Regions from separate parts of the Homo sapiens genome. Here all the other regions are linked to region 1. A link is an interaction called in ENCODE POLR2A ChIA-PET data of the cell type or tissue named here. Cell type or tissue: PC-3. All regions are shown on one strand. Links, peaks and the distances in the headings refer to the core of each region. The heading gives the core; the rest is flanking DNA. Region 1 holds the start of LOC124900975 (a long non-coding RNA gene). Region 2 overlaps FST (follistatin). Region 3 overlaps NDUFS4 (NADH:ubiquinone oxidoreductase subunit S4).

Evidence for each region. Peaks named below come from ENCODE experiments on the same cell type or tissue, not always from the same donor. Only the 100,000 strongest peaks of a DNase experiment are listed, where the experiment ranks them.
Region 2: POLR2A ChIA-PET joins it to region 1 with 18 read pairs; 1 of 35 experiments calls an interaction of 5 or more read pairs at or near these places.
Region 3: POLR2A ChIA-PET joins it to region 1 with 5 read pairs; 2 of 35 experiments call an interaction of 5 or more read pairs at or near these places.

Annotation. Positions count from the first base shown.
Region 1 is chr5:53,712,430-53,718,065 of GRCh38, forward strand. LOC124900975 (a long non-coding RNA gene) reads left to right here and starts at 479. Exons shown (of 2, transcript XR_007058768.1): 1 at 479-993. RefSeq lists an enhancer at 1-203. In PC-3, for the core only: no CTCF peak of the experiment used is centred there; no DNase peak of the experiment used is centred there; H3K27ac peaks cover 1,479 bases.
Region 2 is chr5:53,484,060-53,489,695 of GRCh38, forward strand. FST (follistatin) reads left to right here. Exons shown (of 6, transcript NM_013409.3): 4 at 10-234; 5 at 938-1,168; 6 at 1,892-3,075. The coding sequence ends at 1,974. Among named protein-coding and RNA genes, the nearest start is that of FST, 6.2 kb to the left of the region's middle. In PC-3, for the core only: no CTCF peak of the experiment used is centred there; no DNase peak of the experiment used is centred there; H3K4me3 peaks cover 1,774 bases; H3K27ac peaks cover 1,724 bases.
Region 3 is chr5:53,611,610-53,617,245 of GRCh38, forward strand. The region is part of intron 2 of NDUFS4 (NADH:ubiquinone oxidoreductase subunit S4); the gene reads left to right. Among named protein-coding and RNA genes, the nearest start is that of NDUFS4, 54 kb to the left of the region's middle. In PC-3, for the core only: no CTCF peak of the experiment used is centred there; no DNase peak of the experiment used is centred there.

The DNA.
Region 1 (5,636 bases), core at 432-5,431:
TTGAGGAAGCAGTTTTGCCATGATCTGGCACAGTAGCGGTACTATGTTGTGGGGAACTCCTCCCAGTCTGGACCACTTGGACTCCCCACAGCCAGCCGGCAAGAACTGCCAACTCAAACCGCAGAGATCCGCCTCAGGCAGTCTCCAGCCTGCTGCTGCTGGCCAGCTGGAATTCCAAGCCAGTGGGTCTTAACTTGTGAGGTGCCATGGGAGTGAGGCCTGCATAATGACACCACTTGGCTCCCTGGATTCAGCCCCCTTCCTAGGAAATGGATCTCCCACCTTGCCAGAATTCCCAAGACCAGAGTATGCAAAGCTCCTGGGTCTCTGTGTGTGCCCAAGCAGCCACTTCGCCAAGACCACACACTCTGTGCTTTGGACCAGAGGCCCTGGAGGGGTGGGCTCACAAGGGGATCTCCTGATCTATGGATTGCAAAGATCCATGGGAAAAGCATGCTTTCCCAGGTGGGGTCGCACAGTCAGTCATCACCTCCCTTGGCTGGGAATGTGGGCTCCCCTGGCTCTGTGCCTCTCCCAGATGGGATATCTCCCCACCCTGCTTTTCCTTGCTCTCCATGGGTTGAGCTGTCCACCTAGTCAGTCCCAATGCAAGAACCTGGATTCCTCAGTTGAAGGTGCATAATTCACTTGCTGTTTTTATTTCACTTTGTGAGAGCTGCAGACTGCAGCTGCGTCTAATCAACCATCTTGGCCCACCCACCCAAAAAAGTTAAAATTGTTTCTTTAAAATATGTGTTGCTATCCTTTGGCTCTGTGTTCCCACCAAAATCTGTCAAATTGTAACTCCCAGTGTTGGAAGAGGGGTCTCATGGGAAGTGATTGAATCATGGGGGCAGATTGATTTGTGGTTTAATTGATTACCCATAAATATAGAAATGATTACATCTGTTCTTTCAACTCCAGTTAGGTGTGGATCTAGGCTAAGGAAACTGAATGCTGAGATTTATGGCAATTTTGGGACTACTACAACTGGTAAGAAGCTTCCTTGTCTCCAGTTGTCAAGGCATTTAAGAAAAATTAATCCAGGAGATTTTATTATTGTAAGAAGTACACAAAGCTGATATTGTGAACAAAGTATGCCAACGATGGCACTTGGTAATAATAATGTATTATATCAATAGACTTTCTCCTACTAAAGGTTACTGATGGCATTTTAAGATATTTTTTAAACTACAGTTTCCCTCAATTTTATCATAAAAATTATTAAAATGTTGTAAATGAACATTCATTTATCACTTAAGTTTACTAGTAAACATTTTATCACATGTTTTCACCTCCCTGCCTTCCCTCTCCATTTGTGCATTGGAAAACACACACTCTCACGCACTCTCTCTTGTTTAAAGGTAAGGTATACAAGGAGGTGAAAGATCTCTACAAGGATAACTACAAAACACTGCAGAAAGAAATCACAGATGACACAAACAAATGGAAAAACATTTCATACTCATGGTTTGAAAGAATTAGTATCATTTAAATGGTTATGTTGCCCAAAGCAATCTACAAATTTAATGCTATTTCTATCAATCTATCAATGCCACTATTCGCAGAATTAGAAAAAAAAAAACTATTCTAAAATTCAGATTGAACGAAAAAAGAGCCCAAATAGCCAAAGCAAGCCTAAGCCAAAAGAACAAAGGCAGAGGATCACATTACTCATCTTCAAACTATAAAGCTACAGTAACCAAAACAGCATGGTACTGGTACAAAAACAAACACAGACTAATGGAACAGAATAGAGAACCCAGAAATAAAGCCACACACTTTAAACCATCTGATCTTCAACAAAGTTGACAAAAATAAGCAATGGGGAAATGAGTCACTGTTCAATAACTGGTGCTGGATTAGCTGGCTAGCCATATGCAGCAAAATGAAACTGGACCCCTACCTTTAATCATATACAAAATTCGCAGTGTTGGGAAGATTTAAATGTAAAACCTCAAAGTATACTTATTCTAGAAGAAAAACTAGGAAATAACATTCTGGAAATAAGCCTGGGCAAAGAATTCATGACTAAGTCCTCAAAAGTAATTGCAACAAAAACAAATATTGACAAATGAAACCTAATTATACCAAAGAGCTTCTGCATAGCAAAAGAAGCTATCAACAGAGTAAACAGACAACCTACAAAATGAGAGAAAATATTCATAAGCTATGGTCTGACAAAGGTCAAATATCCAGAACTTAAATTTACAAGCAAAAAAAAAAAAAAAAACCCATTAAAAAGTAGGCAAAGGACATGAGCAGACACTTCTCAAAGACATATAAGTAGCCAACAAACATATGAGAAAATGCTTGACATCACTGATCATCAGAGAAATACAAATAAAAACCACAATGAGATGCTATCTCACACCAGTCAGAAAGATAGATGGGTGCTCCCAAGGCTGCAAAGAACAGGGAATGCTTATACACTGCTGGTGAGAATCTAAAGTATGTTAGCCATTGTGGAAAGCAGTTTGGAGATTTCTCAAAGAGCCTAAAACAGAACTACCACTGGACCCAGCAATTTTATTACTGGGTATATATCCAAAGGAAACTAAATCACTCTGTCAAAAAGACACATGCACTCATATGTTCATTGCAGCACTATTCCCAATAGCAAAGACACGGAATCAACCTAGGTGCCTATCAACAGTGGATCTGATAAAGAAAATGTGGTACATATATACCATGGAATACTATACAACCATATAAAAGAATGTAATCACGTCCTTTACAGCAACATGGATGCAGCTAGAGGCCATTATCCTAAGCAAATTAATGCAGGAACAAAAAACCAAATGCCACATGTTCTCACTTGTGAGAATTAAACACTGGGTACACATGGACATAAAGATAGGAAAAATAGACTAGAGACTATAGAAAAATAAAAGATAGGAAAAATAGACTAGACTATAGAAAAATAAAGATAGGAAAAATAGACTAGAGACTACTGGAGCTGTGGGAAAGAGAGGAAAGGGTCTGAAAAACTACCTATTGGGTACTATGCTCACTATCTAAGTGGTGGGATCATTTGTACCCCAACCCTCAGCATTATGCAATGTACCATAAACCTGCACATGTACCCTCTGGATCTAAAATAAAAGTTGAAATTATTTTTAAAAATTAAATAAATGAATTAAAATAAAAGTGAGGTAGACATCATGATTTCATTTCTAAATATAGTTCGGAGTGGATCTCTTCAGGAAAAAAAAAAAGACATTATTCTTTATTAACTACAATAGCAATTGTCACAGTTTTTTTAAATGGATGGGAGGGGAGGGGCCAAGGTGGCTGAATAGAAACAGCTCCGGTTTGCAGCTCCCAGCGAGACCAACTCAGAAGGTGGGTGATTTCTGCATTTCCAACTGAGGTACCCAGTTCATCTCAGTGGGACTGGATAGGCAGTGGGTGCAACCCACAGAGAGTGAACAGAAGCAAGATGGGGCGTCACTTCACGTAGGAAGTGCAAGGGACCTCCCTCCCCCAGCCAACGGAAGCTGTGAGGGACTGTGCTACCCAGCCTGGGTACTATGCTTTTCTAATGGTTTTTGCAATCTGCAGATCAGTAGATTCCCTCATGAGCCTACACCACCAGGGCCCCGGGTTTCAAGCACAAAACTGGGTGGCTGAGCAGGCACCAAACTGCAGGAGATTTTTTTTTTTCATACCCCAGTGGTGCCTGGAACCCTGGCAAGACAGAACCATTCACTCCCCTGGATAGGAGGCTGAAGCCAGGGAGCCAAGTGGTCTCACTCAGCGGGTCCCACTCCCATGGAGCCCAGCAAGCTAAGAACCACTGGCTTGAAATTCTCACTGCCAGCACAGAAGTCTGGAGTTGACGTGGGATGATGCAGCTTGGAGTGGGGAGGGGCATCCACCATTACTGAGGCTTTAGTAGGTGGTTTTCCCCTGACAGTGCTAAGGAGACTAGGAGGTTAGGACTGGGCAGAATTTACCACAGTGTGGCAAAGCGGCTGTGGCCAGACTGCTTCTCTCGATTGCTCCTCACCGGGCAGGGCATCTCTGAAGAAAATGGAGCAGCCCCAGTCAGAGGCTTACAGATAAAACTGTCATCTTCATGGGACAGAGCACCTGTGGGGAGGGCCGTCTGTGGGCGCAGCTTCAGCGGACTTAATCTTTTCTGCCTGCCAGCTCTGAAGAGAGCAGCTGATCCTTACAAGGGCGATTCTCCCAGCAAAGTGCACCAGCTCTACAAAGGGACAGACTGCCTCCTCAAGTGGGTCCCTGACCCCCATGCCTCCTCACTGGGAGACACCTCCCAACAGGGATCGACAGAAACCTCATACAAGAGAGCTCCAGCTGGCATCAGGCTTCTGGGACGAAGCTTCCAGAGGAAGGAGCAGGCAGCAATCTTTGCTATTCTGCATCCTCCACTGGTGATACCCAGGTGAACACGGTCTGGAGTGAACCTCCAGCAAAATGCAGCAGACATGCAGAAGAGGAACCTGACTGTTAGAAAAAAAACAAACTAACAGAACACAACAACAACCAAAAAACCCACACAGAAACCCCATCCAAAGGTCACCAACCTCAAAGATCAAAGATAGATATATCCATGAAGATGAGGAAAAACCAGCGTAAAAACACTCAAAATTCCAAAAACCAGAATGCCTCTTCTCTTCCAAATGATGGCAACTCCTCTCCAGCAAGGGCACAAAACTGGACAGAGATGAGATTGATGAATTGACAGAAGTAGGCTTCAGAAGGCAGGTAATAACAAACTCCTGTGAGCTAAAGGAGCATCTTCTAACCCAAGGCAAGAAAGCTAAGAACCTTGACAAAAGGTTACGGGAACTGCTAACTAGAATAACTAGAGTTTACAGAGGAACATAAATGAACTGATGGAGGTGAAAATCACAGCACAAGAACTTTGTGAAGCATACACAAGTATCAATAGCTGAATTGATCAAGCGGAACAAAAGTATCGAAGATTAAAGATCAACTTGCTGAAATAAGGCATAAAGACAAGATTGGAGAAGAATGAAAGGGAACAAACAAAGCCTCCAAGAAATGTGAGACTATGTAAAAAGACCAAACTTACAATTGATTGGTGTACCTGAGAGTGACAGGGAGAATGGAACCAAGTTGGAAAACACACTTCAGGATATTATCCAGGAGAACTACCCCAACCTAGCAATACAGGCTGACATTCAAATTCAGGAAATATAGAGAACACCACTAAGATACTCCAAACCCCAGGAAACATAAGCATCAGATTCTCCAAGATTGACACAAAGGAAAAATTGTTAAGGGCAACCAGAGAGAAAGGTCAGGTTACCTACAAAGGGAAGCCCATCAGATTAACAGCAGACCTCTCAGCAGAAACCCTACAAGCCAGAAGAGAGTGGGGGCCAATATTCAACATTCTTAAAGAAAAGAATTATCAACCCAGAATTTCATATCCAGCCAAACTAAGCTTCATAAGTGAAGGAGAAATAAAACCCTTTACAAACAAGCAAATTCTGAGGGATTCTGTCACCATCAGGCCTGCCTTACAAGAGCTCCCAAAGGAAGCACTAAACATGGAAAGGAACAATCAGTACCAGCCACTGCAAAAACATACCAAATTGTAAAGACCATCGACACTATGAAGCAACCACATAAATAAGTTT
Region 2 (5,636 bases), core at 1-5,000, 230 kb before region 1:
TTGTTCCAGAGACTTGTCGGGATGTTTTCTGTCCAGGCAGCTCCACATGTGTGGTGGACCAGACCAATAATGCCTACTGTGTGACCTGTAATCGGATTTGCCCAGAGCCTGCTTCCTCTGAGCAATATCTCTGTGGGAATGATGGAGTCACCTACTCCAGTGCCTGCCACCTGAGAAAGGCTACCTGCCTGCTGGGCAGATCTATTGGATTAGCCTATGAGGGAAAGTGTATCAGTAGGTATTCTGGATTGAGGAAGGAAAAAGAGAAAACAGGCTAGTTCTATTATTAAACTGTGGGGTTAACTAATAAGTAAAGCCCAAGGCGTCCCCAAACACCATAGGGAGAAATACGCTGCAATTTGGGGAAAGTGTTGTGACCACAGTATTCCTCATGGAAACCATTGTCTTCTGGAGGCATTGACACATATATTCAAATGCCAGCAGGAAGCAAGGAACAGTATTCCGTCTTAGAAAACTTAGAACTTACTCAATTTTACACATTTTTTTAAGTGCCAGACTTGCTGGAAGCGAAAAATAATTACTTAGCAGTTCCAGAAATCTGTTGTCAGATTCTAGTAATTAATGGAATTCTTTCTTTTGTAAAAGATCCCACTTGTGGGAAATAATAAGATACATATTTAACTTGAGAATATTGTAAAATCCTGTTCTTAAAAAAATACCCTTTTAATGCACTAATGTAGTATGTAAGAAACTGCAGGGGTTTTGTGCGTGTGTATGTGTGTGTGCATTTGAGTTTCAGTTTTATTATCCAGCATTTTTGCATAATATCTCCATTACCCCCATTAGTAATAGGCTATTACTATTATGTTTATATAAAATAAATTATGTTTATATTTATTGATAGAGGACTAGAGAAAGGGAGAAAAGGGGGATATGGGGAAATCAGTTTACTCATCACAGATGTATTATATCCTAGAAGCAAAGTCCTGTGAAGATATCCAGTGCACTGGTGGGAAAAAATGTTTATGGGATTTCAAGGTTGGGAGAGGCCGGTGTTCCCTCTGTGATGAGCTGTGCCCTGACAGTAAGTCGGATGAGCCTGTCTGTGCCAGTGACAATGCCACTTATGCCAGCGAGTGTGCCATGAAGGAAGCTGCCTGCTCCTCAGGTGTGCTACTGGAAGTAAAGCACTCCGGATCTTGCAACTGTAAGTGCGATTTTTAACCTTGCTGCCATTTAAGGCTTTCCCAGGCAATCCCTAGGGAATGGACACTTACAAAGCACGCAGATCTCCCATAAATCCATTTCTGTTCAAATTAGGTAGCTGCTAAGTATCACCAGCAATTCAATAATCCACAGAAAATTCTCTGCGATGTTTCTTGGCTTTTAGGACTTATCTGGTGATCATCAATGGGGTTGCCTCTAGAAATCTATTTCCAGTTGTTTTCCCCTATTTCTTGTGTTTTGGTAGTGTGCTTTGCTGTTTGCTTTATTAACATTTGAGTCTAAACTAACTGCTTCAAAAGTTTTTTTTTTTTTTTTCCAACGACAGCTTCATATTATCACACATGGGCTGCTGCTTTTTGCAGTTGCCTCTACTAACTCTGAATTAAGGACCCAAAGCAGTTATACCTAGAACACAAGAGCGCTTTTTATCTAATTTCAGGAATCTGCCCGTAAAACCTGAGCCATTGATTCTTCAGAACTTTCTGCAGTTTTTGACTTCATAGATTATGCTTTAAAAAAATTTTTTTAACTTATTGCATAACAGCAGATGCCAAAAACAAAAAAAGCATCTCACTGCAAGTCACATAAAAATGCAACGCTGTAATATGGCTGTATCAGAGGGCTTTGAAAACATACACTGAGCTGCTTCTGCGCTGTTGTTGTCCGTATTTAAACAACAGCTCCCCTGTATTCCCCCATCTAGCCATTTCGGAAGACACCGAGGAAGAGGAGGAAGATGAAGACCAGGACTACAGCTTTCCTATATCTTCTATTCTAGAGTGGTAAACTCTCTATAAGTGTTCAGTGTTGACATAGCCTTTGTGCAAAAAAAAAAAAAAAAAAAAAGAAAAAGAAAAAAAGAAAAATATATTGTCCATACTGTAAATAAGTGTATGCTTATTTATTTGGGGGGAAAACTATACATTAAAGGACCTTTGTCCTAAAGCTCTCTCCCAGGCCACCTTGTTACTCATTGGACACGGAGAGGCATTCATTGTGAGGTCTACTGGATGAGGCCCATAGTTGAGACTTGTAGACATTTATTTATACTGTGTCATGTTTTATAATTTATACATAAAATGTCTGGTTGACTGTATACCTTGTTTTTGAAGAAATTTATTCGTGAAAGGAAGAGCAGTTGTTATTTATTGTGAGGTCTCTTGCTTGTAAAGTAAAAGCTTTTTTTCCTTGTAAACCATTTAAGTCCATTCCTTACTATTCACTCACTCATCTGTCTCCCTTCATTTCACTGTTAGACTCTTTTCCACTTTCAACAAACTTGCATGTCAGTTTCTGTCATGTTTATTTATTGGATTCTCTGCTGCCTGATCTGTACATACATGATCCCTCGGGTTTTGTTTACAAGGAACCTTGACTGACCAAAAGGCATTATAACTCTGACTCAAATACAAGGTACAGAAGATAAGCATCTTTGAGGAAACTCCTACTTCAGTTCTTTTGTTATGATGAAGACATTTGTGAGAGAGGAGATGATTAGAATTCTAGTAATGTACTTTTAAGATGTTACAGATACAAAGAAATGATGTGGGTGTCAGGAGACTAAAGGATGTTGAAGGCTACACATTCAACCTTTTGTTAGGTGTTTCCTTTAAGCTACTCAGCTGTACCTTTTAAATTAGTTCTTTTTCAACCAGTATATCACTAAAAGTTATATCAAAGCTTTATCAGTTCAAGTTTCTTGCTTTTCATAATACTTTTTTCTGATGCAATTTTATATTTTCAAACATGGCAAGTTAAAATATAAATTCATTTAAATATATAGTTTTGTACTTTTCTACCATGTAAATGTGCAATGTATATAAAAGTTATAATGTGTATTTGTAAATAAATGATGAGTGAAAAAATAAAAAAATTTTAAAAAGCCAATGGTTTCAATTCCTGATGATGCAAAGAAGTTATTTGGACTTTTGAGTAAAAATGTGTATGATACCTTTGCTGAGGAATGTAGCTATCTCTGAAATTACATGGCCAGGGCAGTACAGATCACTTCACTGGAGTTTGAAAGATAAAGGGATCTGAGGTCCAGCAACCCCACTGTAGGAGTGGCATATACCTGTCACTAACCACAGAAGGAACAGACTGTAGATGTGGGTTCTTTCCTGCAATATGCCAAGGCTAATATTTCCTCTTTAAAAACACCATCGTTTTAGCTGTCCTTGTTGCAAGCTCATCACCATAGCCAGGGACACGCTTCATCTTACTTTCCCATAAATCCAGTGCAGTTTCAGTCTTTTAAAAAACAACACACATCACAAGGAAAGCTGACAACAGATATAATATTTGACAAACACATTCTAGAAATCAGAATATCAGCTGCAGAAGTAGACATTATAGTGTTGGAATGCTAGGGACTTGATGAGGTGAGGATGGGGTGGAGGTGAATTTCCACAATGATGTCCATGGTTAGGGATCAAATAATGTCACTCATTGTAAGAGGAAGTGTATCAATATTTCACAGTTTACACTAGACACTATTAGAGCTTCAGAATGGTGTTTAGGACATCAGTCAATGGTCCCTGTAATACATAGGAATACATAACTAGATCATAAACATAAGTTTCCAATTCATTGTGTGCTACATACTCAAAGCCTAAATATATTAAAAATATCAAAGAAGTACAAGATGCAAGCCTCAGATTGGCATTTGGGCCATCATTCACTAGTCCCTGTAATATAATGCATAGGAATATATAACTGGAGCATCAACACAAGTTTCTGATTCAATTCCAATTCCAATTATGTACTTACATATTCAAAGCCTAATTATATTTAAAATATCAGAAATTCAAGATGTAAAGAAGTATCAGGACTGTGGGAGGGAAAGAGCAAAGTATAGTCAATATTACCAGCATCGCTAAACAATAATAAACATATCATTTCTTTCAAACACCATGACCCAAGTTCTTCTTAAAAGTTTATCCCTTTTGTAAAAAGCCTCTTTAATATGAATAGTTATTCAAAATTGTTGCCAGAGACTGTTGGCTCTCAACTGTGGCCACCTAATGAGAAATTTGGTGGAGGTAGAGGGACCTCTTCAGTAGACAGTTTATATAATGATTAGAGCCCTGTTGGATCTTGTTACCTTTCAGCCCTGTGTTCCCCAAAAGGAAAAGAGAGGTGCAGAAAACAAACAGGCTGCCATTAACTGCAAAAGACAAGGGTCGTAACTTCTCCGGTGTAGATTAGCTACTGGCTTGCCACTAGAGAGAGGCTCTCGGGAAAGGAAACGGGCAGATATGGTTTCACAGCCCTTCGTGGAGTTGATTTGTTGCTTGATCCTGGGATGCTACAGATGCTTTAAAGCTGCCACTGACGATCAGAGTAAAAACGTCAAATTTAACAGGCACCGATGTGTGTCTTGGCAATGGGAAGTGATAAAATCAACAGCTTGCCTTAGAAAACATCCAGATTATTTATTTAAAATTTTTATTCCAAATTTGTCAGCATCAATCATTCCTCTTAAACACTGGACGGTATCTCGTTTTCCTCCTTGGAGTTTTCCACTTTTCCAGTCACCTAGCATTACACTTATTAGTACCAAAAAAATAGAAATCTCTTTTAAAATTAAAAGTAGATTAATATCTTTAGACTATTGTTAGAATTTCAACTATGGCCCAAAAAAGTCTAATTCACATGCATATAGTGTAATTAATAGAATGGAATTACAAAATATAAATTAATAATAAAAGATCTGTCAGAAGCCTAATTTAAATTAAAATGTTTATATACTACATGGGATATGATTCCTCAAGTATAGCAAAAATAAAGTCTGGCTAATTAAAGTTATTCTCAAATGGGATAGCTAAATGCAGTACCTGACCTTTGATCAGATCTTGTTCCTAAGGAAAATAATGCTGTAAATAACAATATTGGGCCGGTTGATAAAATCAGAATACTGTCCAAAGATTAAAGTATTGCATCAATGTTAAATCTACTAAAATTTGATTACTGTGTTGTGGTTATGTGAGAGAATACTCTTTGACTCAGGAAATACACACTGAAGTATTTTGGAAAAGGGGCCACAATGTATAAAACTTACTCTTAAATGACTTAGAAAAAAATATATAGGTTTTATTATTTTGTTCACATGTATGCAAAGAGGGAGTACATGAATGATAAAGAAAATGGAATAAAATGTTAACAATAAGCGAATCTCAATAAAAGTTATAGGGTATTTTTAGCACTATCTTTATCTTTGCAACTTTCCTATGAGTTTGAAAATATCGTATATCCAAATAAAAAGTTAATGCTTTTTTTAAAAAGTCATTCTCAAGAAGGAGAGGTGCACAGCAAACTGCTTCTCCCCATTCTCTGGGAAAAGAATGAATTATCAGAGTCATTTAAAAAAATGATTTTGTATGATAAAAAGACTGGAAAACAATTCCAGTGACTTTAACAAGGCTACTGGGGGAATTCACATGTGCAAT
Region 3 (5,636 bases), core at 370-5,369, 100 kb before region 1:
GTACCATTATTTCCTAATATATGATACTTCCTACAGATACTAAGGAGATCTTATAAATGGTTGTTTGCTTGGCCCTTGGTTTTTGTTGCAGGAGGAGCTGTGCCATGAGGTTAGGTGAAGAATGTCTTTGCCTTTGTGCTTTATTATGAGGGTAACTTTTTTTTCTTTATGCCTCCCTCCACCTCAGTCTCCTTTCAGGACATTTGATGAATACGCAAGTCCAATGAACATGTTGTCTTTTTTATATTCACTTCAGCTATACAAAAGAGAGAAGTTAAATTTGCAATGCTCTTTAAAGATTTTGAGTAGGTACTCCCCTAAAAAACAACCAAAATATTAATTAGTCCTACATAGGTATACCTTCAATTTGCTTTCTGATCATTTTTTTAGCCCATTTTTTACACACTGATTCCTATAACTATTTAGTACAGTTAAAATATTACTAAGAAAATAGAAAAATACCCTCAGAAAATATAGTAGTTTCAATTTATTAGTAAAAATGACACAAAATAAGCTTTAATAGTTTAGACATTACATATATTGTTTTTATATAAATTATGTTGGCTGCTATCTCTCCTTCATTCTTTGTTTATTTATTCAATAAATACTTACATATGCCAGGCACTATGCTTCAGTGTTGTATTGACACTTTACATTGTTTTCATTTATATGCTAAGTTATTTTGTTTAAAAACTATTAAGCACCACCTGTTTTAACTTTTACAAAGGTAGTATAGTTAGTTAGATATGCATCCTCAATTTAAATATATGTGAAAAAGGAAACTTTTTATTTAGCAATCTGTAAAACTTAAATCTTTTGGGAGTGTGTGGAGTGAGGAAGGACATCTATTATTTCAAAACTTTTTTGAGAAATTATAGCACAATGCTATTAATGTAAAATCCTAATAGTTTTGACATTTTTAGCACTCTAATAATATCTTTATTTAAAAATCAGGTGTGCCTGTAAAACAAATGTTGTCAGTATTCTGAATGTTGCCAATTGGTTGTATTTTGCTACTTGAAAATTTCTTCCAAATAGCAATTAAACAGCACTTAAGCTTTGGTACTTGCTGAGGCTTGCAATAAATAAATCGCTGTTTGATTAATTAGCACACGGTACTGGTAGCATGCTCAGCCGATGAGGTTTTAATATTGCTGTGTTAGAATGTCTGTAAGCAGCAGCAAGTTATTTAATACAATTTTTTTGTCAATTTGTAATAGTTAAAAACATTTTATTACTCGAACTTATTCTAAGAAGTTTGTAAAATTGAATGGTTTTTGCAAGTCTTCGAAAATAAAACAACTACGTTTGCTGTACAAGTATTTGTTGGTTTTATGTTGTTTTTTCTTCCTGACATACTAAAAGTTTATAGATGAAAACTTATATAAGTCTGCAAACTTGAATTAAAAATTGATCATTAAGAGGTGACCTACACAAAAAGATAACCTTAAGTTAAAGGCTTACTTTTGCTTTGACTGTTTACTTTTTTTTTCCCCCTCTAAGGGGTCAGTTTTCTTTTGGTGAGATTACTTTCTTTTGGTGTATGGCAGTGCTATCTCTGCTAGATTACTGGAAGGAGTAGTGTCTGCGATTGGGGTTATACAGCTTTCTAGCATCTCAAGTGTCTGTTTTGTCTGGACTTTACTCACGCAGCATTCTTGTGCAAAAATTTCAAGGCTTTAGTCTGGAGCACTGGGTCAAAGGATATGTCTCTTTGAAGGGTAGACAGGAGTTTTTTATGTTTTATTCACTAAGTAGTATTTCATTTTACATCAAAGAATAGCAGCCTTTGAGAACCTACCATGGTGGCAGTTTAGCGTGTGGGTTTTTTTCTTTAAGACTTTCACTAAATATGTATAATGTTTCTTCAAGTGTTTCATCCTACAAAATGCCTATTTTTATTCTTAGATGAAACTTCTAATATAAAAAGAGAAGAATCATGACTAAATATAAATGTTTGTTGCAATAAATTTTGTTTTAAAAGCAACTATAGTTTTTTTTTTTTTACAATGTATTTCCCTGTGTCAGTTTTTACACTACCCACAAGCTATTGAAAAAAAAAAAAATGGATGAATAGCCTTTAAGATTGCAGCAATACTGTTGCTTAAAATTCTAAGGAAGCAGTAATGACTAGTGATTTTGGAAGTGTAGATTTCATAGTGAAATGGTCATTCCTTAATTGTTCCTTTTTTAGTACTGTCATGTGTGTATGTAGGAGAGATTGATTTTGAAAAATACCAGACTCAAGTAATGGAAAATGTTAAGACTTCTTGAAGCTAGAAGGAAAGCTCTTCTTTTTGTACTTTTTGTGTAAGTTAATCAGTAAATAATCATATAAAAAGTGATTGCTTTACATGTTTGGAAGATTATTACATTGTATTTCATATTTTTGTCTCATGACATGTATCTATAAACATGAACTAATATTAAAAGTTTTTTATGTTTATAAATAAAACATGCTCTTAAATAGTTGAAAGTTTATCAAAACAGTTAATCATTTAAAATGAATTTTTTCTACTCTCCTTGATGTAATTTTAAAACCTGTTATATTTAACTATGATGATCATTAAAACAAGTCAGTTATTATTTTTCAAATGTAATTATTTCTAAATTCTTTAGATAAATAAAATTCTGCAGAACTTTGTTGTTTAAAATATATGCTTATTGAAATGCTATTTTTATGTAGTATCAAGCTGTGTAAAACTTACATGTACTAAATATCACAAAGAAAATGAATGTTAAGTATTACAGTTTTTATATACAGACAGGAACCATTAAAACTTAGAGAATGATCGTTCTATATTTAAATTGTTTAAGGAACAAAAGATCTTTCCCCTACAGTATTCAGCCATCTCTATTATCTGTGATTCTTCAGCAATTAAAGCAGATTTATTTCCCTCTTTGTTCCTACTTGGAATACTTGAACAATACTGGAGAATTGAACTGACTGAAATGTTTTATCTTTCAAAAGGTTTAAAGTTCTATGTACCAATTAGCAAAATACAGTAAAGGTTTAAACTGTTAATAGCCACAACATCTTTAATGCATAGACCTGTAGTATGCTAGTGCTGTATAACAGTTCTCCATTGTGTGTCTCTTTTAAGCAGAGTAACTGTGTCAGTTCTTTTCTTGCTTTACTACCTGCTGTGTATGGAAATTGTGTATCGTACTTGACACTTGCTTTCAAGAATTTAAAATTCTTGCATGTTATTATGTAGGAAACTTTGGCTCTCAAGAAAATAGAATTGATAATATTTCATTTGTTTGGATTTTAAGTTTAGGTTTTTTGTCATATTCTAGAGAGTACTCATTTATATCTGAAAATACATTATTAGTCTATTACTCATTAGTGAATTTGAAGTACATAAACTGTATGTTATCTCCTTGAAAATTGCTTATCTAATTTTTTTCATTTAACTGAATATAATTATAAAGAAACCATCAAATTTATGGTAGGGTATGCAGATAGATCCCTGATGCTTTATTTTACACTCTATTTGAATTTGGTTTTGGGTTTTTTGTTTTGTTTTGTTTTGGTCTTTTTGGTAGTAAATAGTACTTTGTTTTTAAAGTTATAGCTCTTGAATTAGCCAGCTTGCCAGATAAGTTTATAACTCAAGAATTAATCCAAATACTTAAACTTGTTAAAGCCTTATATCTGCCATTTTGTAGTAAGTTCTCAATGAAGGTAGGGTGAGAGGAGGTAAAGAAATAGAAGTAGTATCTTTTGGTGACAATTATATTTTCTTTTTATATCATGTATCTCAGAATAGAATTAGAGCAAAAGAAAGGAGAACGTAGACTTTAAAATTTGAGACTAGCAAACTTTGATTCTATTTCTGTGTTCAGGTTTTCTAATTTTATATGACCTAGTGTCTGCTTCTATTCTACTCTTCAAAATACCACCTGCAAGCATGTGAGATATTCATGTTTTATAAGATGGGGAAGTTTGAAAAATAGGGCAGTGATATGGAAGCTTTACTGTATGCAGTATACTATGTCTCCACAAAACTGCTTCTTTATAAGGCATACTTTTCTAGAAATGTGTGAATAGGCTTTTTGTTCAGTTGCTGTTTCATGTTTAATACTTTACTTCTAAAGGCTTTCAGCATATTTCATGTTAGTTGATGAGGGTTTTTAAAATGTTAATGCTTCCAATAAAATAGACATGAAAAATAAACTTGGCTTTCTCTAAACAACATATAGGATACAGAAATATACCAAAATGTTGGGCTGAGAATGCTAACTTAAAGAACTGAGGATCTGATTAGTGTACCGATGTACATCTATTCCAGTGATTACTGAGTATATATTGTGTAAATTAAGATGTATCCATTAAAGATAATTTTTAAACCTAATTGGGTAGTTTAAGATTTGACATCCAAAGAATTAAAACAAGATTTCTGATTTAGTATGCATTATAATATCTTAAACATTCAAATATGGCAGCTATAGCCTGTGCCTAGGTTGCTCTGAGATTAGAAGTCCTCTAGATCTAGTAGTTTTCATCTAGGACAATCTGTAGTTGTGAAGATCATTCAAGATATTTTTTTACTTGTCTCTTATTTATAATGTAAAATATTATTATCCTTTCCTTCATTCATTCAATTTTTTTTTTTTAGCATATTCTAGGCCCTGGGGATGTAGCTATGAACAAAGCACAACAACCATGTCCTTAGAGCTTATATTCTCATGCTTAAGCATATGCCAGCTTTATTCATAAATAATTATGGTATTTTTCATAGATTATGAATATTATGGAAAAAACAAAGCTAGGTGATGAGACAGAGAATAGCTGGGGTTTGGGTGGAATAGGGGTCATTTAAGTAGGGCAGTCAACGAAACCCACTTTGAGATGTTGTGCTGTGTGAATTAAGATCTGAATTGATGAGAAAGAAGCAGCTGTGTGAGTATCTAAGGTAAGAGCATTTTGAGTAAAGGGAAAAGCTAATGACCAAAAGTGTAGCTGGTAGTAGTCAAATAACAGACGGAAAGATATGACATAATAAGAAAGGAGGAGAATGATATAAAATGAGATCAGAGATGTGGGCAGGAGCTGGATCAGGTAAGAAGGCTCTTTAGGCCCATAGTAAGAAATTTGAATATTATTTGAATTATAATGAGAAGGCTTTATATAATTCTAAGTAGAAAAGTGGTTTGATCCGATTTACTTGTAAAAGCTAGAAAATTACTAAGCTATTATGGTTAAGGGCAACTTTAAAGAAGCTCAAAGGAAATGGTTAGTTTGCTGCCATTTTAATTTGAAGGAACCTAATTTTTGTCTTTGCATAGGTTTTATATACGATATAACAATTTGGTGATTTTTTTTCTATTAAAGAATCTTCTGAATTTGAAATTGCTTTTTGAGAAAGGCAGTATTGGGACCAGGAATAATAAACTCATCTCTCTAATTCTCCATAGCCCTTCTTTCTCTGCCCTGCCCCCTTCTCCACCAAGGGAAAACATGTTAAAGATTTGTCATAGTGGTAAAGGAAGATAAGAATAAATTGGCTGAGGTGCTGTCCACCAGTTTGGTGCTGATAGCTTCAAATATATTTGAGTTCTGCACCTTGCTTTTGCCAGTGGCATGGGTTGATGGTGATAGTTGTCTGTCTTCATCTTAACTTTGACTGCAC